3 separate regions of the Homo sapiens genome follow, and all the other regions are linked to region 3. A link is a loop called in an ENCODE intact Hi-C map of the cell type or tissue named here. Cell type or tissue: MCF 10A. All regions are shown on one strand. Links, peaks and the distances in the headings refer to the core of each region. The heading gives the core; the rest is flanking DNA. Region 1 has its middle 70 kb from the start of MIR5007. Region 2 has its middle 34 kb from the start of LINC00558. Region 3 has its middle 53 kb from the start of LINC00458.

Region 1 (10,538 bases), core at 1,243-9,242, 1.1 Mb after region 3:
GAAAAAGCAATAAAAGTGGAGAAAAAGAGAGGGAGGAGAAAAACCACAAAGTATAGTAAGTCTACTGCTGTCACAATTTGTCAAATATTTTTTATGACTAAATTTCTCATTCTGAGATAATTAACATTTCAGGTGAAAACTGGTATGAGTAAAGGAAGAGGGATGGTTAACAAGACTGCAACCAAGTTAGGTGTTGTGCTGAGATCTACTTCAGGAAAAAAATGGAATGAACAGTCTACAATTACCATTATCCCAATTTGGAATTAGTAAAATGGCTTGATGACAGTTAAATAAGCTCCGTGTTTAATACCCAATAAAATAAAATAAAATAAAATATTTTCTTTAAAATTAATGACATTGAAATGATATAACATATCTATTTAAATTGATACATTTTTGAACAAAAAATAGATTGTTAAATTTGTTTTTTTGACAATCAAGATGATTGATTTTAAAAAGAAATTCTGATGCCAATCTTAGAAAATACTGAGAGAATTTAAAAATGTATATGACTTCCTCACCAAACTACAGATTAGTATGTCCTGTTGCTGTTTGCATCCCATCTGTGAATAATGTGAAGAAATACAGCTGCTTCTGAATTAAATACTCTTCTTCCTAATTTACATCTTTATTTCACTAGAGAAATGATTAAGAGATTTTTTTTTAAAAGCACTAAAACAGATGTCATTGAGAATGACCAAGTTTTACAACCTAAGTTGTAGTTCATAAAACTAGTAAAAAAAATGAGTTATATATCCTTCATTGACTCAATCACTAAATGAATGACATGAAATATATACAGAGACCAAAGAACGCCTTCCTTCCTAAATTGTGTGTATTTGTATGCGAGTTTGTGTATATGTGGGTTGCCTTCTAAAGTAGAAATACAAATACATCAAAGAGATTCAGACTATGCTTCTTAAAAGTTAATGCATATAGCAAACTGATAAAACCAATGATTGATCTTTCTGTTCCTAATATTTTACTCACAAACCCTTCACACTAGAGCTGATTCTTATTAAAATAGATCTGCTCATCTTTTCTTTTTACATTTTTCTTGCTCAAAATTATTTGGGAACTCCTCATTAAAATATATTTTGTAGGCCAATTCTTTGATCTTAAAAACCCTAACAAAATGAGGTACCAATATATCGTCTCATTTTCCACTACCTCACCATCTTACTTAGCCACAATGTCCTCTCACTTATCACTCACTCATGTTATTCTTGGTGCTCCAATGCTCTTCTCCTGCTGTTTACTTTCAACAGAGTCATCATTCAAAGGTCAACTCAAATGCCACATCTGTGAATGCTCCTCTAATTTTCTCTACTCTGTCAAAATTCACACATTCCTTTGATTATCACATTTTTTGTTTATTCCTTATAACATTTAGATAATTTATCTCATATTAGTGGTAATTCTGTAAATCTGCTCCATGTAGTAAAACTAAGTCTGCATCTTTGTCAAGTATTTGTGCCCCTGTATCCCACACAATTGCTCATTCAATACATTCTTTACACATCAATGCGTATATTCATAAGGAATAACAGCTACCTGTACAAAAATGATTTATTTAACAGCAGAAGCTAATAAATTTAAGAGGAGAGAAACATAGCTAAATTTATCTTAACTAAATTTAGAAAGTAGAATGTTTACAATCAGGCCTTGCATCCATGAGTAGTTTTTGAGAAGGTGCATTTTATGTTAAGAATTATACTTTAATTCTTTCATTTCTTAATTTCAGGCTATTTTGAATTGTATAACCAATTAGATTTCTCTAATAAAAAGAAACATAAATAGCATATATGTATTTTTATATCCTTGATATTCTTTTGGTAGTTTATAACTTGGTACTTTTAAGTGACATCTTAATAAATTTTCAAATTTAATTATAAATTGTTAAATTAAAAATGACCTATAGAATTTTTTTTGCTTCATTGTAAGGATTAGTATATATTAATAAACTCATACAAAGACTTTCAAATATTCTCTTTTACACATAAGGAGAAATTGCACTTGAAGGTTTTTTTTTTCATTTGATGAATAAATTTAGCCATTAGAGTCTCTAGTCTTATTGTCTTTAAATATATGTGTCAAAGCTGGAAATTTAGCATAAACCTGAAGCCTTAATAGTTGTTATTTTACAAAGTTCTATTACCAGTTATGGAACACTGACATTTGAAATATTTTGGCAATGCCAGAAGCACCACTATCATTAAAAGTACCCTAAAAGAAACAAGGATAACTTTCTTTATTGACCTAAAAAAAGCTTTTCAGAAATCATTTTTCTAACAAAACTTTGTATACATTATTGTGTCAAATACAATATTTAATGCACTAATAAGCTGAAGAAACAAAATATAACTAGGTTTACGTAAATGTCATTAAAAGCACTAGAAAGTTTTATATGACAAAGCATTTAGTATATTTCATTGATTTTCAAATATAAGCATTTAATAAAATGTTATAAGCATTTAATAAAAATAAAAATATATTATCCTCAATGAGGTAGAAAAATGCATTCTAAATATTCATTTAAATTATATTTTCATTTCTTAAGCAACTGACTTTGAAATACTTTCCTTGAAAATTGAGGCAAAAGTTTCTATAACATTTCCCTGAAAAGCTTTAATAGTGAACAATTTTATTCCTACAAAACATATTTTATTTGAATATATACAATAAAAATTACATAAAGCTAACTTCAAAGACTAATACAGTTATTTTATGTAAGTAACATTAGCATTAGTCCAAAAATAGATATTTCTAAAAAGTATTGGGAGAGATCCTTAGGTGATATATAATTCATTATCATGCAGTACAATTTTAAAGCAAGTTTTTAAACTGTTTGAAACAATGGTGTCTTTGTGGATATAAATAAAGTATTTGAAAATCAATGAAATATACTAAATTCTTTGTCATATAAAACTTTCTAGTGCTTTTAATGACATTTATGTTAAACCTAATTATATTTTGTTTCTTCAACTTATTAGTGCATTAAATATTGTATTTGACACAATAATGTATACAAAGTTTTGTTAGAAAAATGATTTCTGAAAAGCTTTGGGTCAATAAAGAAAGTTATCCTTGTTTCTTTTAGGGTACTTTTAATGATAGTGGTGCTTCTGGCATTACCAAAATATTTCAAATGTCAGTGTTCCATAACTGGTAATAGAACTTTGTAAAAGAACAACTATTAAGGCTTCAGGTTTATGCTAAATTTCCAGCTTTGACACATATATTTAAAGACAATAAGACTAGAGACTCTAATGGCTAAATTTATTCATCAAATGAAAAAAAAAAAACCTTCAAGTGCAATTTCTCCTTATGTGTAAAAGAGAATATTTGAAAGTATTTGTATGAGTTTATTAATATATACTAATCCTTACAATGAAGCAAAATAATAAACATGACACTTTTAAAATTTAACATACTTTTATCTTAGAAAAATAGTCTGCCATTTTATAAAAGAATATATATAATTTCAAACATATTGTAAAATAGAAGTATTTTCACTATGTATAATGAAATGAAATTAAATGCCCAAGTTTTAAATGGCCAGATGCTTCGTGGTAACTATACTCAAAAGAACCATCTATCATTTATTGCTCCCCACCTGGCCAGTGTTTTTCAAGAGGCATCCTGCAATTAGAATCCCAATATTTGGAATTGTTTCACTCATTATTCTTATTAGCTGCTTTAGCTATTTCAGTAGTTTTATGGGGGCAAAAATGATATGTTGTAGTTTTTGTTGACAGTCTTTACAGAGTCATTTTCTAACAAAATATTTTTTAAATGTATGAGTTTGTGTGAAGTAAAATTTTACACCAAAATAAGTTTATATAAGAGCAATTTGATATCCCCCATTATTGAAATGACAAGCCTGTAAGACCATTGCATTATTTGTGATATAATGTGGTCAATTATGGTTCATCATTTCTTAGTAAAATTGAAATGATATTTCAAATTTTGAACTCTAGAAAATACATTTAAGATGAAACTCACTTTCTCCAAATTTTCCATCATATACATATATAATTAAGATTTTTATATTTTTATTCAAGATCTCAGTGCTACCCAAGTCTGTAAGAGCTAAGAACATTAAACCATTTAACAAAATGTTGTAAATGAATGATGTGCAAGACATTATAGTAAGCATTTTGTATGACACAAAGGCAAAAACCACATGGTTCCTACTCTTAAAAATTTCAAGGTCCAGTTAACAGTATCAGTCACAGAAACACTGAATTAATTGGTAAATTTGGCAACAAACACAGAGTGGGAGAGAAAACGAGAATTAAAAATAACTGTTCTATGAGGATCAGAAAATATCTTAAAAAGGAAGAAGAGGCATCAAAGAGAGAATCTTATTTTCATAAGTAGAGAAAGAGGTGATAAAAATTTTGACTGAACTATTTAAAAACTCAGACATTTATCTATATATATTTATACACAAATGTTAGAGTTTGAAATATCACACCCAGCTGTTAGAAGACATCAAGTTTACACTTGCAAATTATAGAAATGTTAATATTAGAAAATTTAATTTTCAAATGTTCAATTAGAAATAAAAATAACAAGAACTAGACAATAAAACAAAATCATCACAAAACCATAACCTATCTTGGAAGGGTTTATGCTTGAGATGTAGGGTGAACAGAATAAATTTGGGAGGTGGAGCAAGATGGTCAAATAGAACCCTTCAGTAATTGTTCCCCCTACAGAAACACCAAATTAATAAACACCTATCATGTAAAAAGAAAACATCTTCATAAAAAACAAAAATTAAGCTAAGGGATCACAGTACCTGGTTTTAGCATTGTAACAAGGAAAGACACAATGAAGATTATAGGAAGGACAATTTCAACAGTGCCTACACCACCCCTCTCTCATCCCCAGGCAGTGCAGCCACAGCAGAGAATCTGTGCCTTTAGGAGAGGGACAGCAAAGTGATTGTGGAATATTGCATTAAAACTAAGTGTTGCCTTGTCACAGTAGAATACAGTACTGGACAGAATTCTGCTGGTGCTCATGGAAGGAGCATTTAGACTGGCCCTGCACCAGAGGAGAATTGTCTTCTCTGGCAGAAGAAACCTGAGTCTTGGCCCATTTCACTACCACCTAACTAAAGTGTCCTGGGCCCTAAATAAATGTGAACGGTAATCAGGCCATAGGGACTGCAGTCCTTGGGCAAGACTTGGACATGTGGACACGGGGTACAGGCCAGCATAACACCAGCTGTGGTAGCTATGGAATTGCATGCATCACCCCTCCCCCAATTCCAAGAAGTACAGGGTGCAAAGAAACTTCTATCTGGGGAAAGGAGAGGGAAGAGTACAATGGACTTTGTCTTGCAACCAGATACCAGCTCAGACAGAAAAATAAAGAACCAGGAAGAATCCTGAGGCCTCCAGTTTTAGACCTCTGCTCCCCAATGGGAATTCTAGGCCCACACCATGCCAGAAAGGAATCTGCTGCCCTGGTGTAACAGAGTCCTAACAGGATTCACCACCTGCTGACTAAAGTAGCCTTGGACCTTGAATAAACATTAGCAAAAGCCAGGCAGTAGCAGCCACAGGTCTTGGGTGAATCCTGCCTGGTACTATGTTGGTCAGGGAGGTTCTCAGCTTTGTGGGTGAGCCAGTGCCGTGCCAACTCTGGGAGCCACATCAGCCCTGTCCCAACTCCAGGCAGCCTAGCCAGAAGAAAAATTTCTTATCCTAGGGGGAAAGAACTGGAAGAGAATGAGGGATTTTACCTGGGAACCATGAAATTTGCTCTTATTTTCCCCAAATTTACCATAGCTGTGTATCTGAGCGTCAGCAAGAGTCACAACGTACCTTGACTTAGAGTGCCCCCCAGTGTTGAAACAGCTGCAGTGACCACAGGCTTAGGGAACTTAAAATTCAATTCCCTTAGGATTTGGGGAACTGCCTTTCTCCAGGGTGGGTTAAAACAAGACCAGACTACGAAGATTGAAATAAACACCTATCTCTGTAATGCCCTGATATTAATGAAAATTTACAAACATCAAGAGGTTCCAGGAAATACGATCTCACCAAACGGACTAAATAAGGCAACAGTGACCAATCCTAGAGTAGCAATGATATGTGACATCTGAGATAAGGAATTCAAAATAGCCGTTTTGAGGAAGCTAGATGAATTTCAAGATCTCACAAGGAAAAAATTCAAAATTCTATCAGAAAAACTTAAAGAGTTTGAAATAATTTTTGAAAAACAGGAAATTCTGGAGTTAAAAAATTTAATTGATAAACTATAAAATGCATCAGTGTCTCAACAGCAGAATTGATCAAGCAGAAGAAAGAATTAGTAAGCTCATAGGCTATTTTAAATTATACAGCTAGAGGAGAAAAAAGAAATTAATTTTTTAAAATATGCTTACAGGATTTAGAAAATAGCCTCAAAAGGGAAAATTTAAGTGTTATTGATCTTAAAAAAGATGTATTCATATAAATAATAACAGAACTTTTCAAACAGAGAAATATATAAATACCTAGGTACAAGAAAGTCAAAGAACACAAAGAAAATTCCACCTACATAAAACTGCCCCAAGGTATATGATAATCAAACTCTCAACAGTCAAAAACAAAGAAAGGATCCTAAAACCACCAAGAAGAAAGAAGCTAATAACAAATAAAAAAGCTCTGATATATCTGGAAGGAGACTTGTGTGGAAACTTTACAGGCCAGTTGAGAGTGAGATGATGTACTTAAAGTGCTGAAGGAAAAAACAAACAAACAAACAAAACAAAACCAAAAACCTATTCAACCAAGAATACTGTATGCAGCAAAGTTTCTCACCAAATATGGAGGTGATATAAAGGCTTTTCCAGACAAACAAAAGCTGAGACTTTTTATCAACAACAGCTCTGTCCTACAAGAAATGCTGAAGGTTTAAACTCACAGGTAAAAGTAAGTAAACAGACAAATTCAGAATGCTCAAATATTGTATTTGTGATGTATAAACCACTGGTATCCTTAGTATGAAGACTAAAAGACAAACCTATCAAAAATAATAATAACAAGTTGTTAATAGAGAGACAACATAAAATATATGAAGAGGGAAAACAAAAAAGGTAAAAATGTAGGGGACATGAAGTTAAAGTGTAGAGGTTTTTTTTTTTTTTAATTTTCTCTTTGCCTGCTTGTTGTTCTTTAATTTTCTTTGTAATCAGAGTTAAGCTGTCGTCAGTTTAAAATAATTGCTTAGAAGATTTTTTTGCAAGTCTCATGGAAGCCATGAAGCAAAATTCTGTAGGAGATACACAAAAAATAAAAAATATATATTAAAACATCCTTCCAGAGAAAATCACCTAGAAATCACCTACAAAGAACACACACACACACACACACACACACACACACAGAAAGAAGGAGTTACAAAACAACCAGAAAACAAACAGCAAAATGTCATTAGTAAGTCCTTACCTATTAATATTAATCTTGATTGTAAATGGGATAAATTATTCAATTAAAAGGCATAGAGGACCTTAACTGATTTTAAAAGAAAGATTCAATTATATGATGCCTACAGTAAACTCATTTCATTTATATAGACACACATAGACTTAAATGAAGGGAAGGAAAAATATATTTTATGCAAATGGAAATTTTCTAAAAAGCAGGAATAGCTATGCTTGTATTAGATAAAATAGATTTGAAGTCAAATACTATAGAGACAAGAAAGTCATTATATAAGGAGATAAATTAAACAAGATGGTATATAATAGTGTGTGTGAACATGGAAACACCCAACACTAGAGCACTCAGATATATAAAGCAAATATTATTAAAGCCAAGGAAAGAGAAGACCCAAATACAGTAATAGTTGTAGACTTTAACAACCTACTTTTAGCATGGACCCGTCTTTTGGACAGAAAATCAACAAAGAAATATCATACAATAGATCAAATAAATGTAATAGACATTTACAGAACATTTCATCTCACAACTGCAGAATGAACATTCTCATTAGCACATAAAATGTACTCTAAGATAGACCATATGTTGAACAAAAATAAAAACAACAAAAATCTCCATAAAAATAAAACAGTTAAAATTATATCAAGTGTCTTTTCTGACTGCAATAGAGTAAAACAAGAAATCAATTTAAAAAAGAACTCTGAAAACTGTCCAAATGCACGAAACTTAAATCACATGCTCCTGAACAACCAATAGGTCAACGAAGACATTTTAAAACTACATAATTTTTTGAAACAAATGAAAATGAAAATACAATATACTAAAATCTATGGGATACAAAAAAAGCAGTACTGAGAGTTTTTAGACTAAATATCTACTTCGAAAAGATAAAAAGATTTCACATAAACAACCTAACCATGCACCTCAAGGAATTAGAAAAGTAAGAACAAACCCAAACCCCAAGTTAGTATAAGAAAAGAAATAATAATGACCGGTTCAGAAATAAAATTAACACTAAAAAATAATACAAAAGATTAGCAAAATGATGGGTTTTTTGAAAAGATAAACAAAATTGACAAACCTTTAGTTATACTGAGAAAAAGAGAAGACTCAAAACACAAAGTTTGAGATGAAAAATGAGATATTACAATTGATACAACAGAAATTCAAAATACTTCTAGAGACCATTATGAATAAATATATACCAATATATTGAAAAGCCTAGAAGAAATAGATAAATTTCTAGATACACACAACTTACCAAAATTGAACCATGAAGAAACAGAAAGTCCGCACACACCAATAACAAGTAATGAGATAGAAGCAGTAATAAAAAGTCTCTCATCAAAGAAAAACCCAGGACTTGATGGCTTCATTTCTGAAAACTACCAAATACATAAAGAAAACCTGAGACCAATTCTACTCAAACTATTCCAAAAAATTGAGGAGGACAGAATACTTCCAATCTCCTACTATGAAGCCTGATACCAAAACCACATGAATACACTACAACAACACCAAAACCACCAGCCAGTTTTACTGATGATGAACATAGATGCAAAACTCCTTAACAAAATACTAGCAAACTGAATTAAACAACAAATTTTTTAAAAATCATTCATTGTGAACAACTGGGATTCATTTCAGGGATGCCAGAATGATGGTTCAACATACACAAATCAATGAATATTAATAACATCAAGGATAAAAACCATAAGATTATTTAAGTAGATGCTGAAAAATCATTGAATAAAATTTATCATCTCTTCATAATTAAAACTCTCAACATATAGAAGGAACACACCTCAAAACAATAAAGGTCATATATGACAAATCCACAGATAGCATCATACTGAAGGTGAACAAAAACACTTTCTTCTATATCCGAAACAAGACAAAGAGGCCCGCTTTTACCACTTTTATTCAACATAATACTGGAAGTCCTAAACAGAGCTATTGGACAGAGAAAAAAATAAAGGGCGTCTAAATTAGAAAGGAAGAAATCAAATTGTTCTTGTTTGCAGATGGTATAATCTTATATTTAGAAAAACTTAAAAGACTCCACCAAAAGAACTATTAGAACTGATAAATGAATTTGGTAATATTAAGGATACAAAATCAACATACAAAACTAGGCAGTATTGTTATATGCCAACATACTACCAGAGAAAACATCTTTTTCTCCGAAAAAGACATAAAATAAGCAATCTCATTTATAATATCTACCAAAAATTAAAATACCTAGGAATAAATGTAACCAGATAAGCAAAAGGCTTTTACAATAAAAACTGTAAATTATTTATCAAATAAACTAGAGGGCACCCAAATGTAAAGATTTCCCATGTTAATGGGTTAGAAGAATCAATGTTGTTAAAATGTCCATACTGTCTGAAGCAATGTACAGATTCAATACAATCTCTATCAAATAGCAATGACATTCTTTGCATAAATAAAAAAGTTCTAAAGTTCATATGAAACAACAAAAGACTCAGAAATAGCTAAAGCAATCCTGAGCAAAAAGAATAAAGGTGGAGGCTTCACATTACCTGACTTCAAATTATATTATAAAGCCGTAGTAGCCAAAACAGCATGATAATGGCATAAAACAGATACTTAGGCTAATGGAACAGATTAGAGAACCTAGAAAAAAATCCACTAATTTTTGGTCAACTCATTTTTTACAAAGACACCAAAAACATACATTGAAGTAAAAACTGTCTTGTCAATAAATGGTGCTGGGAAAACTGTATATTCATATGTAGAAGAATGAAACTAGATCTCTATCTTTCATCATGTATAAACAGCAAATCAAAATGAATTAAAGGCTTAAATGTAAGACCTGAAACTATAAAATTACTAGAAGAAAGTTTTGGGGAATTGCTTCAGGACATTGGTATGGGCAAAGATTTCTTATTTAAGACCTCAAAAGCACAGGCAACTAAAGCAACAGTTGACAAATGTAATTACATCAAGCTAAAAAGCTTGTAAACAGCTAAGGAAACAACAAAATGAAAGGAAAACCTACAGAATGGGAGAAAATATTTGTAAACTATTTAACTGACAAAGGATTAGCACCCAAAATATATAAGAAACTCA
Region 2 (10,538 bases), core at 1,150-9,149, 400 kb before region 3:
GTAGATTTTCTTGAACTTACAGGAGTTTTTAAAAAAACTCCTGAATTATAATCATAAGCATGTTTTTAGGTGTAAAATGTTTTATGCAGCATGTTAACTTATCACATAAGCATGCAATATAAAACTCAATTTAAAAATGAAATAAGGTAATTCTTTCATTAAAAAATCCTTTAACCCAAATATGTATTCTTTTTGATACAAGAAAAAAACTTGAAATAATTTTCAATAACACATGTTTTATAATAACATTTAGAAAATTGAGATATAATTAATAGATTGAAGATTTAAACGTTTATATGGAGTAGGAGAACTCAGTGCTAAGTCAGTATAGAGTAATTTTTTGGAATGAGTGGCAAATTATTTATGATGCTAATTCTATTATTTCCTGAAATAATTTTTACAGAAAAGATTCATAGCTCTTTTAAACCCATATATTTTTATTTTATTCAAATATATCAGCATTATTATTCTCTCACTTTAATAAAGAAAACTGGGACACAATCAAGATGAAGTAAACTCATAAGCTATTGAGATGGATGGTAAATTAATGTGTGGAATTCATGTATGACAATCTGCTATTTTCTGATATTATCAGGAAAAGCAATCTTTCAAAATGAGTATGTATTTTCATCAAAGGCCACTTCTTTAATTAAAGTGTAGTTTATCTTTAAATATTTTAGTTTTGCCTTTTGTCCTGATAGCTCAATATAAATTACTATAAATTATTGCAACACTTACTTTCAATCAACAAAAAAAATTATTTCTGTTTACTTTGGTCCTTTGAAGATACGCTTGTTTTAATTTACAATGTTTTATTCCCTGCAAAACTCTAGGTGATCTTCAAAGTGATCAGAACTATTATTACAGCATAAAACATAAAAGAAAATGCTGTTGTCTTAGAAACAGGTTTTCCTCTGTTATCTTCCTGTAGAGGCACACAGGCTGCCAGTCACATACAGCATTAGCACGGGCTTGGGAGAGCACTTTATAAGCCATGAGAACATTCTATTCTTTTCATTTATATCATCATGTTTTCTATCTCAGAGGATGAATACAATTTTTTAAGAAGCCGTGAGATAAAATGTGAAACCATTAATTTTCTTTTAGCCTTTCATCAACCATGTATTCCCATGCATGAGATGCAGCATCAGAGACTGTAGGCTCCAAAGGACACACTTGAGAAGATTTCTGAATAATGCAATGATATTAGGAGATCATGATTGAAACCCTTATCACTAGCGAACCTTCAACAACATTTAATGAAAATTACTGAAGATGCAACAACCATTCAGAGAATGATAATTGAAGGCACTAGACATATTTCAGCCATGATATGTTTAAAAAAAAATAATGTCAAGAAAAGTAGGTCAGAGATCATAGGAAACAAATGTCCTTTTTTTTGGAAGAAATTTCCACATTGAAATGATCTATAATGTGTTAGATACTTGTTATTTGGACACATATTAACTGAGTACCTCCCACTTGCTAGATGCAGTTCTAGACACCAGTAAACCAGCATTTAAAAAAAACACAAAAAATAAAACAACAAAAAAATCCTCTGCCCTCATGAGATTTGCACTTTTGTGGAAAGAGAGCCAGTTACTCAATAAACAAAATAAGTGGGTTGTCATCTAGTGTTGAGATATGGGAAGGATAAAGCAGCAGGGAAGGTGCTAAATCCAAGAAGTAAGATAGGATCGGGGTGTATGTTTTGGGGATAGAGATAGAACTGACATTTTAAATAGGATGGTTTGGGAAAGCCTCCCTGATAAGTAACATGTTCGGAGAGAACTGAGGATGATGGGAAATAATTATGCATAGAAGATACTGTTTTTATTCATATGGAAACATAACTGATCTTTCTTGAAATATTCACAATTGAAAGAAAACTCGGATTTCACTTCATTTTCATTATGATTTTTTAATAGAATCATAGTATTTATACTGTTACATACTGGGTAGACTCAAAAGGCACAGCATTTCAGTGTACACATAGAGAATTGATTAAATACATCAAAAGATAACATTCTGCAAGGTCAAAGGCTTATTGCCTGATACATAAACACATTGAAATATAAATATGTTGAATTCCATTTTGCAGCATAGAAAGGTATGTGCATATGCATAGGTGATGCTTTGCAGTTCTTTTATTTCATACTACTTTCTTAGATACTGAAGATGGGAAAATATATTTGGAGTTGTAGTTGAATTTCTTGTGTTCAATAAATACACAGAAGGGCATTAGCAAACAAACAAACAAAGAAAGCATGAGGATACTGTTTTTGAGTCCTGGCCTTGTCTTTAATCATTTCAATGGATATTGGTTTCACTGGCCCTTACATTAATCATTTCTTAGCAAAAAGAAATGAGCAATACTAGTGGCGCTATTTTGTAAATAAGAATGAGGATGATAGGAAGGTTAAAAGATTTGCCTTGGGCAATTCTAACTATAAGTCTCTGGTAAAGCCCTTAGAAGAAGCTATTTGTCTTAAATGACAGTTCTGAGTTTTAACCACTAGAGTTCAGAGTAAACTAAGCTGGAAAGAGTATAGAGTACATTTGTACTAGAAAGATAACAGGACTGAGAATCAAGAGATTTCAATTCTACTAGCATTTGCACCACTAACTATTTCTGTGACTTTTAGAATTTGTATTTTTAAAGTTGGAAACCCATTTATCAAAAAGCATTTAATGAGAACCTTTTCTATACCAGGTACGGCATGAAGGGTTGGTAAAGTTATGTTCCGTACCCCCAAATAGCTCATATACTAGTAGAAAAAATTAAAAATAAAAATAAATGACAAGGCATTGTGCTTAGGACTATGTAAGAGGTAAGTAAAATGTGATATGAAAGCAAGAAGAAGGATGAACACTTAAACAGAAGTTATAATGAGAGACATGGCTTCTCAGATACCTGACTGCAAAGTACCAAGCTGAACGAGAGTTGGGGTTGATTGATGCAGAAAAACATTACAGGAAGTTCAAAGTCCTAGAGTCAAGATAAAAAAAATAGATATATCATTATTTCGGTATGGCTGGATGATAGAGGATAAAGATGAGAAGGATAAAAAAAAGCGCTAGATTTTGAAGCAGAAAATGCCTGTTTACCCCATAAAACAGTTTTGCTTTGGACCTGAACATAGAGGAAATTTTGGAATGCCTTTAAGCATGGACAAGACTTATTGTATGTGAAATTTACACACACAGGTCATACACAGGCAAAGTAAAAACTTCATTTTAGAGGAGTCGTGAGGCTGTGACAGTAGTCCAAGAGAAAAATTATGAGGGCCTGAACTAAAATCGTGAGTGCAGAATAGACTGGAAAAGATCAATTTAAGAGATTTAGGAAGTAAAATCTATAGAATTCTATAAATGCATATGAGTGGGATAGAACAATATACAGTTAGTATAATTTCAGGGAGTATCGTAGAAAAGGTAAAAGTTTTAGAATCAGCCAGTATTGGAAGAGAATGAATTCTAGATTTATCTTTAGTCTCCTCAGCTGCATGTCTTTGGGCAAAGGAATAAGTTAGACCCATTTGGACGAAGAATACTAAAATCCTGGTTCACTTTTATTTGAAGGTCAGAGGCTCTGGGATAGCTTATCTCCAGGGTTCAATCTCATCACAGACTCAAAGTCCCTGCATCTTCTACAGTTATCCTAAAGACTGCTTTCCTTCAGAGATCTAAGATCACTGGGACAACTTCAAAAGATATATCTAAATGGGTACACATGGACATATAGTGAAAAAATGGACATTTGAGACTCCAAAACATAGGAGGGTGGGAGGGAAATGAGGGTTGAAAAATTACCTATTGGGTACAATGTTCACTGTTTGGGTAATGGGTACACTAAAAGCTCAGACTTCACTACTATACAATATATCTATGTGACAAAACTGCACTTTTACCCCCTAAATCTATGAAAACAATAAAGAAGTTGTTCTATTCCTGGTGTTTAGTCTTAGGAATCCAGAGTCCTGACTGTCCCCCACCAACCCCCTTCTTCTGCATACCTCCTATTATACTGAGATGACCTGGGCCATATACCCACCCCTTAATATAATATAATAATTAGGCAAAATGAAATTTAGTAGTGGAGCTGAGCAGAAGGTCAGTCTTTCCTGATTCAAGTGTTAAAAAAAAAATCCAGGCTCTGCTCATTAAAGGAAGGGTAATTAATGTTTATGATACAGCCCCTTCTACCATGGGGTAAGAATACAAACCTGGAAAAAGTGTGTGAAAATAGGGAGGCAACACTGATTTGTCAAAATAAAGAGATGGGCCAAGATTCTCTGTGTGTATGTGTGTTTAGAGGGGCAAAAATGAGAAGATGAGAAGACAGCATAAGATGAAAGATTAAATAAATGTTTTAGAGAATATTTAATGAGAATCAAGCATAACTGTATTCTATTTATCTTCCTCCTCCATTGAGTATTCATTTTAAAGTATTATGGCATTACTATTTTCTAGGATTATGGCTTTTAAAATCATTTGATTTTCCTCTTTTGTTACTTTCTTCATTATTTGCCTAAAACAGAAGGAAAACAGCATTTCTGGTTTTTATTCTAAACAGCATAAAGAGGTTTCTAAGAGTGAAGCGGGTCCAAGGGAAACATAACCCTCTTAGATATAGATGTTATTGCCATTAAATTACTCCTTTAAGTAGATGTACATATAGGAGATACAGTTAATTTCACATGAAGATGGGAAGGACCACTAAGGTAATGAACTTTATTGAAAGTGCTTTTAATGCCATTATACACGTTTGAGAAGCTTTCAGAACAGAGAAGACCACTGAGTTGATAAAAGAAGCATTTAGTTAGCAAATGCCTTCGTGCCTCCCTGCTCACCGGTATATTTGCTTTAGAAATGAATGTTACATAGTAGATACAGACTTGCTTCTTTAACTCTTTTCAGAAATAAAGTGTGTGTATGTGTGTGCGTGTGTGTGTGTGTTGGAGGGGGTGGTGATCAGTGTCATGAAGTACGCAAGGAATACATTAAGCATGGATATGTGGATTGCATAATTTAAAACTGTCCTGGGGCATCCTTAAATTATGCATAGGTTTTGTTTTCTTATTTTACGTTTTTAGAGGGAAGATACTTGATTCTGCAATTTCTACACTGTTAGCATTATCTAAATCTCTCTCTCCGTTGAATGCTAAGCATCCATAAGAAACCATGCCATCTGCTACTCAGAGTGTTTTCCTAAGATGCTTCCAGGTACTCATCTTTCCTCAAACCCTGTTGTTTTGTGAAGACACATCAACTTCCCATCATGTATAGAGCGATTTCGTTAGACCTCACATTTACTTGTGTCAAAACAATGGCATCGACCCATTCAGCAGCAATTTGGAAGTGTTTTAATAATTTGTTGCTTTATTTTACAGTATTTATTTTGTGTCATCATTTAAAATCAAATAAAGACAGGATTCAGTAATTCTACTGTTACGTGTGAGTTTCACAGATCCTGAACTTTCTTTCCCTCTTTCCTCATGTTTCAGGGCAAGCGCCACCTTCTGTGGCTGTGCATACTCTACGCTATAACATGAGCTGTAGGTTTTTCAAAGCAAATAACCTTCATTTCACTCACAAACACACTCCAAGCTCGCCCTCCACTTTTGAATAGTGTACAGCTAAAAACCGATGGTTAAAGAAGAAAAATAAACTGTGATAATCTGGAAATGAAATTGAATATAGCGATTTTATTTTCTTGGGTCACTTTGTTTTGTAAATCAGCAATTCAGAGCGCTGCAATTATTTATCAGCACAGGACATTGTCTTTAGTAGTTTACTGTTTAGAGGTCTGGCTTCATTAAAACATTACTTTTAGGTCACTTTTAATTACTATTTTTGAGGACATGGGGTATATGTTTATATTGTGTCCTTTTAATGTGAAGCCAAAGTTTAACAAGTTGATATCCCAAGTCCTACAGACGTTTTAACATTTTCCAATGATTGCAGCTTTTACTTTACCGCTAGGTGGCAGAAGAGTTTTAGTTTCTGGTGCTGCGCTTTCGAAACTTCCACTAAGCACTCAGCTCATTCCCGCAGCAGCTGAGGCTGATATAAATGTATAAACAAGCAGAAGCTATATATGAGACACACCACCATCATTAAAGCATAAAGCAACAACTTTAAGCCAAGTTCTCGGCTTCCGATGGTCTGGTGAAACCAATGCTTTGCTGATGGGCTGAAGTAGAGGAAGGAATCCTGAAAAAAATGACCGTTTCCTGAGGTTAGGCTTTGTATGTGTGTTTCTGTGCCATTGTCCAGGACTAGTGCGTCCAAGGGAGACAGCTGGCAACTCACATATCCATTGCTGCTTGGAAGGATTTCTAATGTTTCCACCTGACTCTGCTATGGGCATCGTTGCCTGAACCTTGTAGGAAGAGGAGCAATAAAGCAACATAAAGTCAAAGAGCAGCTAAACATGGAAATGCTAAATTTGTTAGATTGAAAAGCATACAGCTTGAGGATTCTTAACAGTGAGAGGTTAGATACAGAGTTAAGTAGGAGTAGAATTTGAAAGCAAAACATTGTATTTGTATATAGAAATATTTGCTAAGTTGATATCCAGGCCGTCACCCAGAATATATGAGTTTTTGCAACATATGGAATATTAACAGTAAAGTCAGGGCGATTCTTTGGTCAAGCACAAAGAAAGGTACTTGCATTTATAGAGTATATTTTATGAGTTGTGGAGAGGGGATTTTTTTTTTTAATCAGACCAACCATTGTATTTCAGAATAAATAAAACCTCTCCACTTAGGAAAGCACAAGAGGTATAAAAAGAAAGGAAAAAGTGTGTGCTCCCATAGGTAGGGGAGAGGCACAGCAGCTGCCTTCTTCTGGAAAGGCAATAATCCGTAGGTTGTATTCTAAGTTGACCCACCTACATCTGCCATCGCAGCCGGCACCTGGTGCAGGATGAATGACATGCAATACTCCCCAAATGTCACTGTCCAGCCGTGTCCACCAATTAAAACTAATAAACATTCCTCCCCATGCTGAAGATGTGCCGCCAGCCCAGCGAGCTGCAGGGCCGGCGATGGCAGAGCATAATAACTGCAGTAGCAGCAGCAGCAGCCAGAGCCCTGGGCAGCAGGTGCACTTGGCCGGGAACAGGGAAGGGCACAGTGTGGCGCTGGCATTGCCTGCTCACATATTATGCAGGCAGAGCTGAGTTGTTTACAAATTGATAGCAGAGGGGATTTGGTTGGAGAGGGAGCAGAGCACAAACACACTGTACTCAGTGCTCAGAGAAACCTGAGAGGGGTCCTGTGCTGGCTGCTTGGGTGCCAGTCACCCTAGAAAAAGTCCTCTTTCTGCCCCCCTCACTGCACACCTTAGCAGGTAGTACAGGCTCAGTTGCACAGGCAGGCAAGTACACCTGCCAAAAAACTGAAGGATTTTCAGTGTTGAGAACCAGAAAGCTTCTTTCTTTCTCACTAAATGTGCCTCTTCCAGGTCATATGGACATGCAAGATCCATCTGGATATAGCTTGATAATTGGAATACAGAAAAGATGCAAAATTTAAGAAAGGTCTTAAATGGGAAAAAAATAAACCTTCAGGAAGGAAAGGAGCTTGAAGTTAGGTCTCGGTATCTACTGGGAGTTAGGGGTTTTAGTCACCCCATTATGCTGACTCTGTCTGAAATGAGTCGGAGAGTCCTGGGAGTGTGGAGTGGCTGTGTTGGGGTCAGCACGTGGGGCTCAGTAATGCCAGCCTTGAGGGGGATCGAGTGGAGGGAGCAGGATGGAGGATAGAGCTTTCCATGTGCAGTTAATCATGGGTGATGCTCCCACTCAACAGTGGGGCATCATGGGTGAGTTTTTCTCAGTTTAAGTGTTATTTCTACCAAAGGAAGGAAGGATGTGTCCTTTTTCCACCCTGTCAGCAGTGCAGTAACCTATGTCAGTCTTTGTTTTCACCTCTGCTGATTTCAACGACACTCTCTGGCAATGTCAGTGCTGTCAGTTTAAAGTCATGTTTCTTCCTGTGAGAGCTGTTTTGAAAAGGGACACCTGAAGGTGTCATTTTCCTGTGGTTAATTAACCTTGAGACCAGAAGCACACCAGCCAGGCCCTTAATTACATTTGTGTGTAACCCTGCAACCACAGGGTGATGAGGGGCCACTTCCACTGCTGTCATCTCTCGGCCCCACCTGTCTGACCCATAATCTAGGTGATTGTTATACAACGATTTCTGTCCTCGACATGGGTTGTTGTGCATTCTGAGTTCAGATGGCAGCGTTTTGATTCTCTGAGTGAAACCTTTTGGCAGGTGTATTAGGACATTCTTGCATGGCTATAAAGAAGTACCTGAGAATGGGTAATTTACAAGAAAAGAGGTTTAGTAGGCTCATGATTCTGCAGGCTGTACAGGAAGAATCACACTGGCATCTGCTTCTGGGGAGGCCTCTAGGAAGCTTACAGTCATGGCAGAAGACGAAGTGGGAATAGGCATATCACACAGCAAAGGCAGGAGCCAGAGAGAGAGAGAGGTACCACACTTCTAAACTGCCAGATCTAGCAAGAAGTCACTATCACAGGGACGGCACCAAGGGGAAGGTGCTAAACCATTCATGAGAAATCCACCCCCATGATCCAATTACCTCCCACCAGGCCCTACCTCCAATACTGGGGATTACAATTCAACATGAGATTTGGGTGAGGACACATATCCAAACTATATCAGCAGGTACATGCAAATTCTTACAGTTGAAGAATTTCTTTAACAATTAAAAAAAAATCAAAGCTAATTTGCCTCTCTCTTCCATGGTTGCTTGACCAAAAACTGGAAAAATACACATTTGTAACTGTGGTGGTAGAAAGCAGTGCTGCCACTCCTTTTATCCTTTCTAAAATTGAGCCAATTCCCTAATTGATACCCCAGCCTCTCCCTGTTCCACAATCCGGGTGAACATAGCTAAATCTTTTTTCACAGTGTTAGCTGCCAAAAAAACATTGGATTCTAGCATACTGGGTCTTGAGCAACAGGGATAAAGTGGCTTGAGGCAGGGATCAGGATGGTGTGGAGGAAATAGGGAAGACAGTGGCAGGTGGTTGTGTTGTCAAATCAGAAAACGTGGTAAAGAAGAGGAAGGAAGCGAAAGCTGAAGATAAGCAAGAGATGATGGCCTGGAAGTTCAAAATATAAGCAGGGAACATTAATCCAGTCTAATGATCTGTAGAGCTGGATCCAAGCTAAGGTTTTAGATCACAAGAAGCCGGGAACGTGAGCCAAGGACACACACACAATGGTTGGTTGGAATCTGAATACATGGACTAAGGAAGTAAAGTGTGAAGCAGAAAAAATCAGCAATGGACACTGCCATATCCAAGTGACTGCTCTCCTTATGTTCTTCTCTGTCAACTTAAAACAGGTTCATTACTCAGTGAAGAATAAAACAGGAGGCCAGACATGGTGGCTCACGCCTGTAATCCCAGCACTTTGGGAGACCGAGATGGGTGGATCATCTGAGGTCAGGAGTTTGAGACCAGCCTGGCCAACATGGTGAAACCCCATCTCTACTTAAAATACAAAAATTAGCTGGGCATGGTGGCAGACGCCTATAATCCCAGCTACTCAGTAGGGTGAGGCAGGAGAATCGCTTGAACCCAGGAGTCGGAGGTTGCAGTGAGCCAAGACTGAGCCACTGCACTCCAGCCTGGGCGACAGAGCAAGACTCCATCTCAAAAAACAAAACTCACACACACAAAAAAAAAAAAAAGAAAAGAAAGGAAAAATAATTTTACACTTGCTACAAGAGTGGAAAATAGAAAAGGATTAACAAAAATTAAGTCTGCCTAGTACAAACTAATCTGATTTTGGATTTTCCTGTGTAACATTGCCACCAGATTTGTATTAATTTTCTGCTTAAATACATCCAGTGACAGGCTCCTTTCCAGTTATTGGTAGTTTCTGAATATTGACAGTGCTTCCTCATGTTTATTCCAATATAGCCTCCAAAGAGCTTCCACTCACAGGCCTTTGATTTGATTCTGAAACTATGTAAAGCAAGTCTATCATGCCATCATATTTAAAATACAGTCTTCCCTCTCAGTATCTATGGGGGATTGGTCCCCTGACCCTCACGGGTAGCAAAATCCATGGGTATTCAAATACCTTATGTAAAATGGCATGATATTTGCATATAACCTACACATATCCTCCTATATACTTTGAATCATTTCTAGATTATGTATAATGTGTAATACAGGGCTCAAACATCACTTCATTCTAATGAATTCAACATAACTCTCAGCCCAGGAAAAATTTAAGTTTTGCTTTTTGGAACTTTATGTAATTTTTTTTTCAATCTGTAGTTAGTTGAATCCATGAATGTGGAACCCATGTGTATAGAAGGCCAACCATGATTAAAAAGAGGGTTCATGGCCTTTTTTTTTTCTGAATGGAAAACCCACAAAAGCAAAATATTACCTTTAAAAGTTTTATTTTTAATTCTTATGAATATGTAATAGTTGTACGTATTTATGATACGTACATAATATTGTGTAATATTGTGAT
Region 3 (10,538 bases), core at 1,202-9,201:
ATTTTTCAAAATAAAGTGAGATTGGTATAAAAGAAATGTAGTACTCTTTTCTAGGTCATTCCTGCTACAGAAAAAGTAAGAGTGAGTTAACAGTAAGCCTCTGTTAATAACATAAAATAACATCTGAAATTTTTGGAAAATGAACTCCATGAGAGTTAGGCTTCCAAATACATAAATGTATACATTCAGACATACCTCTAATAATTAAATATTCTTTGCCAGGCACAGTTTGAAAGCTTTTCCACAGTTTGAAGCCTCTTTCAATCCTCAAAATGAATTTATGAGGTTTTTTTTTTCTTTTCAACTTTTATTTTAGGTTCAGGGGGTACATGTGCAGGCTTGTTACATGGGAAAACTCTGTATGTCATGGGGTTTTGTCACCCAATTAATGAGCATATTACCCGGTGGGTAGTTTTTTAATCCTCACCCTCCTCCCACCCTCTGCCCACAAGTAGCCCTGGGTATCTATTGTTTCCTTCTTTATGTCCCTGTGTACTCATTGTTTAGCTCCCACTTTTAAGTGAGAACATGTGGTATTTGTTTTTCTGCTCCTGCATTAATTCACTTAGAATAATGGCCTCTAATTCCATCCATGTTGCCACTAAGGACATGATGTCATTCTTTTTCATGGCTAGGTAGTATTCCATGGTGTATATGTACCACTTTTTTTTTTTTTTCTCTTGAGATGGAATCTCACTCTGTCACCAGCCTGGAGTGCAGTAGTGCAATCTCGGCTCACTGCAACCTCCGCCTCCCGGGTTCAAGCCATTCTCCTGCCTCGGCCTCCCAAGTAGCTGGGACTACAGGCGCATACCACCACGCCCAGCTAATTTTTGTATTTTTAGTAGAAACAGGGTTTCACCATGTTGGCCAGGATGGTCTTGATCTCCTGACCTCGTGATCAGCCCGCCTCGGCCTCCCAAAGTGCTGGGATTACAGGCATGAGCCACCGCGCCTGGCCACCACATTTTCTTTATCCAGCCTACCATTGATGGGCATCTAAGTTGATTCCATGTTTTTGCTATTGTGAATAGAGATGCAGTGAACATGCATGTGCATGTGTCTTTATGGTAGAATGATTTATATTCCTTTAGGTATATAACCAGTAGTGGAATTGCTGGGTCAAAAAGTAATTCTGTTTTAAGTTTTTGACAAATCTACAAACCTTTTTTCACAGTGGCTTGACTAATTTATATTCCCATGAGCAGTGTATATGTGTTCCCTTTACTCTGCAACCTATGAGGTATTATTAACTTCCCATTTCACAGAGAGGAAAACCAAGGCCCAGAGTTTAGTAACTTTCCCAAAGTCATAAAGCTAGTTGAGAAACAGTAGATATTTTAACCCAAGCAATTTAGTACTTCATGTTTTCAAACACTACTTTATGTTGCTTATTAAAGAAAAATTCTTTTATCCTTCGTAAGGTTATTTTGTTTTTAAAAACACAAAGGTCTCATCATAATCAGAATTTTGAACATATATGTACAACTTGAAGTGTCCCCTGTTGTGTTATATTTAATCTTTATTTTCCTCCAATTTAAACTAGTTAAATTGAGGATTAAGGAGGATATGTGGCCTTTCTAATTCCATATCATTTTTATACTGTTTGAGTAGATCTGTTTTTTGATTAGAATGTATTTTCTCTTATATTTTTAAAAATACTCTTCACTGAAAAGTAAGTTGCTATTTATTTTAATGCATACCAGAAGAGAGAAGGTGGTAGATTTTTATTTCATGCAGACACAGTGGCAGTAAATAAATCATTCCCCCCTATCAAATATAAAAATCATATTATTTACAAACTGATTTGCTTACCATAATTTTATCTTTTAAGGCTGATATACAGAAACTTCCTTTACAATATGTTTAATATATTTGGTGTTTATAAAAATACTAATGTCTACTAAATTAGAAATAAATTGCTAATTGAATTATTACACAGATTTAAAGTGTATTCTTTGTTATTACATGTGTTAACACAAATTGCTTTGCAGTGTATCATATGTAAATCTGATGCAAATTGACATGAGCAAATATTCAGTGGATTGTCTGGACCAGTTATTCAGTTATTGTGAAGAATTTTTAAAATGCCAATAGAGAAAATGTTTCTCAGTTAGTAAATATTAAAATTAGAAAAACATTTTTAAAAAGGTCATCCTTCCATCCACCCATTTTAACTGCCTTACCTTAAAAACATTAGCAATTCCTTCTTCATAGTTCAGTGCAAAGACATTTGAAAATACAATTCAGTATCTCAAAAGTACTGTGAAGGTAAACTGCCTCTTGGGGATTCGATCACCATTTGATTTAATGTTGACTGTTTAATCATATTATAAACTTGTCCAACAGGACTGCATAATTGCCTTCTTAGCAGAAGAAAAAAAAAAAGTAAACAGCTTACCTTGCAACTCCAGTTTCTTAAGAAGCCCATTACATTCCTGAAAACATCAAAAGATTTGTCAGCACTTCCATTATCAATCTCCATTTTCTAGAGTTGCAAGTTGGCTATGAAATTTTACTCTGGGATTAAAATTGACATTTAATATGTTGACCATGGAATAGCCATGATCATGCCCTGGGAAGAAGGGTCGGGAAAGAGGGCGGGGTTCTTTTGCCATGCCATTCACATTAGCTAAATTGTTATTTCTCAAACTATAGTAATAATTTCTGCCATTATTTAGTACTTCATGCTAGGCACACAATATGCACTATATTTAATTCTTTTTACACACTTCAACCAAGAAGGTGATATTATCCTTGATTTGCAGGTGAGAAAACTAATGCCTACAAGAGTGAAGTCATTTTCCAAGCTCCCATGTTTAATCAGTAGAAAACTGAGCTCAAATACAAGTTCAGAGTGCCATGGAGCTTCCTACTACAGAATTGCTGATTAAACTCGCCCATGTGGATGGGGTACGAAGGAGGGACAAGAGCTAACAACGAAAAATGGGATCTTTACAATTCAGCAGCCAACCTACTTCACCTCAATTGCCAGAGGCGACTGTCTCATTCCATAGCCAATTATAGTTCCCGTGGATATTTTTGCTGCCTCTCTTGAAGGGAAAAATTATACTAATAAGTCAGGATTAGAAAAAGACATTCCACTCATTTGACAGCTTGCCATATTTCCGTAACAAACAGTGATTTGATTAGAGAAAATGAGGTTGGGAAATAATCACTTTGATACAAAATATGAACTAATTGGTGTAGGTGTTTTCATTAAAAAGAAGTTCACTATAGTTATAATTCACTAATTTAAATAACAATTGTCTCCCACTTATGTTCCTTATGAGTTCTTGAGCAAAAGCGAGTAAATAGTTTCTCACAGAGAAAGTCTAGGCACCTGACATCTAGACTAATATGACAGATCACATTGCTCAGCATGTTTGAAATTCATTTTAACTTACAAATACATCTAAAATCATTTTGAGAGTAAGTGCTGAATAGTGTTGATGGCTATGCTAATTCTGTGGCATCTTGACTTTGGGGGTGAAAGCAAATTTCAGAGGCAAGAGGAATTGTATTCCTGTTTTAAAAGGCAGACTGGTATGTGAGCCTAACTGAAAATTTGATTTCTGTTTATTATCTTCCTACTTTTGCAATTATGGCCATCAACATTATCAACATCAAATATTTATTGAGCATCTCCTAGGTAAGTAGTGCTGTAAGAGTTGTCCTCAGAACAAAGTTAGGCAGAGCCAAATCTTCTCAATACACCCAGTTTGGCCAAAGCTTGTTGATTTGATCTTTTAGCCCGTCATTATGATTAATTGCGAAGCGAACAATTGGAATGACTAAGCAGTAATCAGAAGAGAAACTTAACAGCAAGAATAACCAAATAGCCTCCAGCCCAGTCTTTTAAAATTGGATACATTTGACTTCACATCCAGGCTCCAGGATGTTTTAAATCTGTTAAAGAGGCAATACCATAAAATATTTCATTGGCATAGGTGTAAAGATAACCAATCGTCAATTACACTGAAACTGATGACATCTAAGGTAAAGTTAATTTTTCAATTTTTGATTGAGAGGATCAATTCAACTTATTAGAAATATTTACATGATATTTAGATAATAGGCATAAACTTGATTGTCTTTTATTCCCACATACTGTCTGTTATTCAGTAGTGGCTGAAAGGGAATGTGTATAAAACAAAAATTCTAACAGCTGTTTTCAACCCCACAAACTGGATGATCTTACTTACCTGAGGGAAGGTGAGACTCAAAAACATAGTCATTTTTAAAAAGGACAGTCATCACTGAAAGCAGTAATGCTTCAGCAGAGATACTTAATCAGGAAAGCAGATCGTCCCCTCCTGGCCAAACTGCCATCAGGAAGCTTGTTCTTAGTAAGCAGGATGGTTCTCAGAGCTGGAGCAGCAGACAAAACTGGGTTGAATTTATATTCCTTCTTTTTTCCTGAATAAAGACCTGCTGAAAAGTTTAAGTAACTAGCCACTTCTCTCTTGTCTGCTTTGTTGTTGTACTGTAATAGTTCTCTGATAATTTTCCGAACCCTGTAGATCAGAGGCCTCCCAGGAAGATTGAGTGGGTTGATTAGGAAGCCCCAGGTTGCTGGATTAAACTTAAAATGCCTCTAATCCTAAAATCCATGTCAGGACAACTTGTCTTGTGCCATTTGGCATGTCTGTGTCTGACCCTCCTTGCTACTTTGCATGCATTATCAATTCTCTTACTAAGTCAGAATTTTGCTTTGACTTACAGAAAGCTCACATCTGCTTTTAGTTGCTTTAATTCTGCTTTTGTCTCTGCCCGAACTAAGTCTTAGAGAACTTCCTACTGCAATTGGAAGAGCTAAACTTTAGGACAAGTTTGTGTGTGTCTGCCTTCTTGCTGTTATAGCTGAAAAGGTCTTGGTTGCCTTACTGAGGTGTCAGAAACTGAAGATCCAATTTCTACTTAATTTCCCCAGAATGGTCTGACCAGAAATGGTTATGGCCTCAAAGAACCACAGAGGGGCGGCAATTATCCATTTTGGTGACACAGAAGCTCCAATTCTCTTAATATAAAGGAGGTGGAGTGGAATGTGAGGTGGGTTACAATGGTATTTAGCACAGTGGAGGCTGGCTAATTGCTCACCAAACCCATTTTCTCTTCTTCATGGGAACATATCAATCCACATTTCCCAGCCATCTTTGTAGGTAAGTGTGGCCATATAACTGAGTTCTAGCCAACAAAATCTAAACTGACTTGATATGGACTATTACCATGTTGGGCAGATAAAATCTTCCTACCTTGAATTCTCCATACTCTTTCCCTATTCCCCAGGCTTCAGACAAATACCAATGGTGACCTTAAAAGCCACAAATTGAAAATGGCAAACTCAAAAGATTGAACAAACCTGAATTCGTGTTCACCATTTTGGGAGGAATATGGAGCCAATCGGGAAAGTCTGTTGCAAACTTCGTATGAATGAGAAATAAAGTCTATGGTACAATAACAATTAAAGTTGGGGTTCATATTTTTAAACAGCTGTTATTATTTAAAATAATAGACTGGGTGTGGTGGCTCATGACTCTAATCTCAGCACTTTGGGGAGCCAAGACAGGAAGAATGCTTGAGTCCAGGAGTTTGAGACCAGCCTGGGCAACATGGTTGTTACAGGTAGTTAGGCATGAGCAGAGCAGAAAAGGAATCCCTGCCCCTCCAGCCCCCACCAGGAATGACAGGCAACCATCAGGTGATGGTTCACCAGTTATCACACTGCCTCTCTAAAAATGATAATTGGCAGCCTGCACCAGGGAGAGGCAATTCCTGACGGTACACAGTTGTCACACTAAAGTGATAATTGATTGCAGGCGCCAGGAAGAGGCAGTTTGCCAAACACATAAAAACACTTGAAATTGGTAATCAGTTTCCAATAAAATCTCAGGAATTGGGCAAGTGAGCGCAGTCATATGCATTAAGAGATAAAATGACAGAGTATGACCTGCTGAGGGCCCAGAAAAAGGGAGGAAAGCCTCAGATGGGTATATGTACAACTTCCTAAACACACTGTGCATGCTCACCTACCAAATGTAAGGAGGGCACTGTGCATGTGGGGAGCTCACCCTTAGGGAAGAATAAAGGGAAAAGGCACAAGATATGGGAAGTGGGCCAGCATATAAAGTCCTAGGATCAAAGATAAATGGGGTACTTGTCCTTCAAGTCGCCCACTTGGGTCTCTTTCAAGTGTACTTTTTCTTTTTTTCCTGCTGTAAAACTTTTTGTTAATAAACTTGGACACCTGTTCTGAAACATGCCTCTGTCTCTTTTTTTGCCTTATTCCCCTCAATCAAATTATTTCTTTTGAGGAGGCAAGAATTGAGGTTGCTTCAGACCCATATGGATTCATCACCAATAACTCAGATACCTTCTACCACTAACATGGTGAGACTCTGCCTCTACAAAAAAATTAGAAAAATTAGCTGAACATTGTGGTATACACCTGTTGTCCTAGCTACCTGGGAGGCTAAGGTGAGATTATTGCTTCAGCCCAGTATGTTAAGGCTGCAGTGAGCCACATTTGTGAACCTGAACTCCAGCCTAGTCAATAGCATGAGACAAGGAAAGAAAGAAAAAGAAAGAAAGAAAGAAAGAGAGAAAAAGAGGAAGAGAGGAAGGGAAAGAGAAAGGAAAGGAAGAAGGAAGAAAGGAAGGAAGGAAGGAAAGAGAAAACAGAAGAGAAGAGAAGGGAAGAGAAGAAAAGAAAAGAAAAAAAGAAAAGAAAAGACAAGGAAAATAAAAGGAAAGGAAAGAAAAGAAGGAACTGCCAAAGAAAATTGTATGGCATTGGTTTATTGGTCACGGAGCAGATGAAAAGGAAACTATCAGAGACTTGAAAGATGGAGACCCATGGGATGCAAGACTTTTGGTGAAACAACTGTTAACTATGATACTTAGAAGGCAGATCAAGTAACTACTGAGCTTGATTCCTGGGGGAATGATTGGAAGTAGTCAGTGTGTTGGCATTCCTTTTGCTTTTTGCAAAATATTACAAGAAAGAAAGGAATTGAGAAAAAAAATGGCCACTTTGCAAGCAGAAGTGAAATAAATGTAGAGAACCCAAAATCTGGAGCTACAAATTATAGGAAACCTGCATGCCCAAAAGAAAGTGATAGGATTTTAAAAAGCGTCCGGAGACAAGGACCAGATAAAGTTTCTCATGAGAACAAAATGACTGAGACTGTGGCAAAAATCAGATTACACACGTGAATTCCTCCCCTTTTACTTTTGGTAGCCTGAAATTCATAACTGACCACTAATTTGAGGAAAGTAGGGCATAAAAAAGTAAATTTGGCTTAGCATTATGTCTAGAAAATAATTTCAGTTCATTTATTGGCACATGGAATTGACTAGAAACAAGTGAGTTAGAAATCTACTCAGAGTTTGAGTGAATTTCTTTGTGAAAGAAATCCATAAACTTACTTCCAAAATGTCTTAGACAATTTGACACTAAAACAAAGAAATAGTTGGGTTCCCCAAACTGCATTAAAACGAAACAGTGTAGTAAACATTGGCATAATCCAAGGCCCCTTCAGATGTGACCACAGAGGAAACTAGACAATGAAAACCAGGAAGATAGGATTTGTTCAATCACACATAGATGATCAAACAAAACCCATCATAAGATAAGAAGAAGGATAGGGATGTGGATAGACAGTTAGGTGGTCACATACATATGAAAAAGCTAGAAATAGAATATGTTAGTCCTATTGACACCTAAGGCCAAAAACATGGAGACTTTGGTCAAAATATGGCTCTGATACTTAATCTCTCCAGATTCATATCCCTAATTTCTGGCATTCTATGATTATCTTGTCGCAATGGAAATACCATTAAATATCACTTGAATTTTAAAATATTGCCAGATGGTCTACTGATCTACTATATGCAAAAAAATCAAAAGCCTCCTTTAAGAGTAAAGAATATGATGTTCTATGTGTCTCTTCTCCAAATCTCCTTAACAGTAGGGAAAAAAGAGAAGATAATATTGAAGAAGAAAACAAACACAACCTTTTTATAGTGAGATTTGATTTCCCCATGGTTAAGTTGATTTGCTGAAATAATACTGTAGTTGAAATTCATTGATATATTGATTGATGCTATATTTCATGTAATAATTTTATATTCATTCTTTTTCATGTAATCTGTTCCCCCATCCTTTTTTATAACACACGCACTAACTAAACCAAATTTTTTTATTTTAAATATTTCTGAAAGAAGTAACATTATCAGTGACCCTGTTGATCTAGCCAAAGACTATAATCATTGACCTCTCTCATTCACTTTCACACCATCGGATCAATTACCAGATCTAGTAAATTCTAGCTCCTAAATTTCTGACAAATCTAGTCACATCTCTTCATTCTCATTTCACCTCCCTTCACAGGAAACTTTATCACTCTTCTATGGTAATAGCTCTTTAATTGATCTCCCAGTCTCTATTCTTACTCATTTCCAAACAATTCTCCACTCTGAAGTCAGAAAGATCTTTATAAAATGCAGTTTATCACATCACTTCCCTGATTAAATTATCAATGTCTCAGTATTGCTCTGCAGATAATAACCCCCTTTAACATTGCCTACAATGTCCTTTGTGGTCAATTAATTGCTTATCTCTCCAATCTTACCTCACAGGCAAAAATATCTCACAATCAGTGTTCCAAATTTGTTAAAATACTTTTTTCCCACATAATGCTCACTCTCACTATTAATTTTACAACTTTGCACCTGCAAAACTTTTTGCTGAAGCTTTTCTCTCCTTCATACTTTACATTTTAGAAGTTTAACTCCATTCCTGCTTAATGTCTCAGCCATTCTTCGTCAGCCTCAGCTGGTGGCAGGTGCTCTTTCTACATATTTGCACAACCTCCTCCTGCATTTACTCATCATTACAGTCCTTATGGCATGGTAGCTGCCTGTTTACCCCTATGTATCATCCTTTTTGAATGAAAAGAAAGGATCTTGCATGGCAAACTTGCAAAGCATTTGCTCTGCATAGTAAATTGTAACTAATTTTGCGTTGAACGAATGAACAAAAGGTATTTATGCAAGTGTGTCTATGCACCATGTGGAGAGGATCTCACAACAATAATTCACTTTAGAAATTCTCTGCTTATGAGGCCCCGGGATTGTGTTGGGAGGTATAAATATCAATCAGTTCTATACGCTATAGATTTGAGAAGTTTTAAACTCCCCAACCAGAGACCAAAAATTGGGATGAAGGAAAATCACTTGTTCAGTTTTTTTCTCACAAATATTATGTCAGCATAAAACATGTTTTTCAAGACTGAGGATAGACGAGCAAGAGCAACACTATGAATGTATGACAGATTATAGAAAATTGGGTGATTGAAAAGAAAAACCAGAAGATATGAAAGAAGAACCCATAAAATTATGGCAGAAACAGAAGAAAGTAATGATAGAAGCAATAGTAATATTGCATCGGTAAGAATAAATACTCGCCATTTTCAAAAGAGCTGAGGAAGATGAGCCCTCCCTGAATTTAAGGAAGAAACTAAGACAAACTGAGGATTTTTTCCTTAAGCAATGGAAAAACATCAAAAAATGAATGAATAAAATTTTAGAAAAGGCTTTTGAGGAAAATGAAAACAAGTAGCAGAATTTAAGATTGCATTATTTGTAACAATGAGCACGGTTTTTGATGAAGAATATATAGCCAGTTATGGGAACCAAAAACTGAGACAGTCCCCCAAGGACAAGCAGATAGAAGATAATATAGCAAACTAATAGATATATAAGATCAAGAATGAGAGACAGCATACAGATCATTGATATTCACAAATGAAAGACCAAAATATTGCACCACAATAAATTTATACACGCACACAAAATTCAAATTTACCCAAAGAAAAACTGAACAGCAACTCTATCATGTTACAGGGGAATACACAACCAATATCTTCATGTTTCATTCAAGCAGTCAAGTATCTCCAGGCACTTGAAGAAGGGTTCTAAAATTATAGTTCAGAGGCTTAGACAAAGCCTAAACATCATCAAAATGTAATATACTCAGAGCAATATGAGATGAAGTAACATCAATAAAATACCAGATGTTTATTAAATAAAAATGTGCAAAGAATAAGAAGAGCTCTGCATTTTTTAAAAAAACAGAAAAGTGAAAATTTTACACATACAGATACATATGTAAGATATATATTTAACAGAAGGATTAAAGTAGCTCAAAAAGTGATTAGCAATATTAGAGAAAAGAAAAAAATGGATCCAGCTATGAGCAAGAATCTGAAATATTTTGCATTTCAGAAAGAGAAAAAAGCAAAAATTTGTGGGAGCAATCATAAAAGGAGCAATTCAATAGTTTCTTTGACTTGAAGAACTTGAGTGCCAGATTAAGAGAATCCACAGAGTATCCAGCAGGAGAAAGAAAAAGACCTACACCAAGATAAATCATTGTGAAACCTCAGAAGGAGGTTTTGAGGGATAGAAGATAACAGAAGATATCTGAGGGAAAAAATGACAATGAAAACAAAATGCAAAACAATGCAGGTTTATTT

The links. Hi-C counts contacts between places; a loop is a spot of excess contacts. Peaks named below come from ENCODE experiments on the same cell type or tissue, not always from the same donor. Only the 100,000 strongest peaks of a DNase experiment are listed, where the experiment ranks them.
Region 1: a loop joins it to region 3, with 31 times the contacts of the local background. A loop is called at or near these places in 3 of 110 quality-filtered maps.
Region 2: it touches region 3 in a loop (8-fold over the local background); 3 of 110 quality-filtered maps call a loop at or near these places.

What each region holds. Positions count from the first base shown.
Region 1 is chr13:55,239,643-55,250,180 of GRCh38, forward strand. No RefSeq gene overlaps it. Among named protein-coding and RNA genes, the nearest start is that of MIR5007, 70 kb to the left of the region's middle. In MCF 10A, for the core only: a CTCF peak has its summit at 5,868 (motif pointing left); no DNase peak of the experiment used is centred there.
Region 2 is chr13:53,776,604-53,787,141 of GRCh38, forward strand. No RefSeq gene overlaps it. Among named protein-coding and RNA genes, the nearest start is that of LINC00558, 34 kb to the right of the region's middle. RefSeq lists a silencer at 5,931-6,225. In MCF 10A, for the core only: CTCF peaks have their summits at 2,649 and 5,978 (motif pointing right); a DNase peak (open chromatin) is centred at 6,018.
Region 3 is chr13:54,180,983-54,191,520 of GRCh38, forward strand. No RefSeq gene overlaps it. Among named protein-coding and RNA genes, the nearest start is that of LINC00458, 53 kb to the left of the region's middle. RefSeq lists an enhancer at 4,740-5,399. In MCF 10A, for the core only: a CTCF peak has its summit at 4,992; no DNase peak of the experiment used is centred there.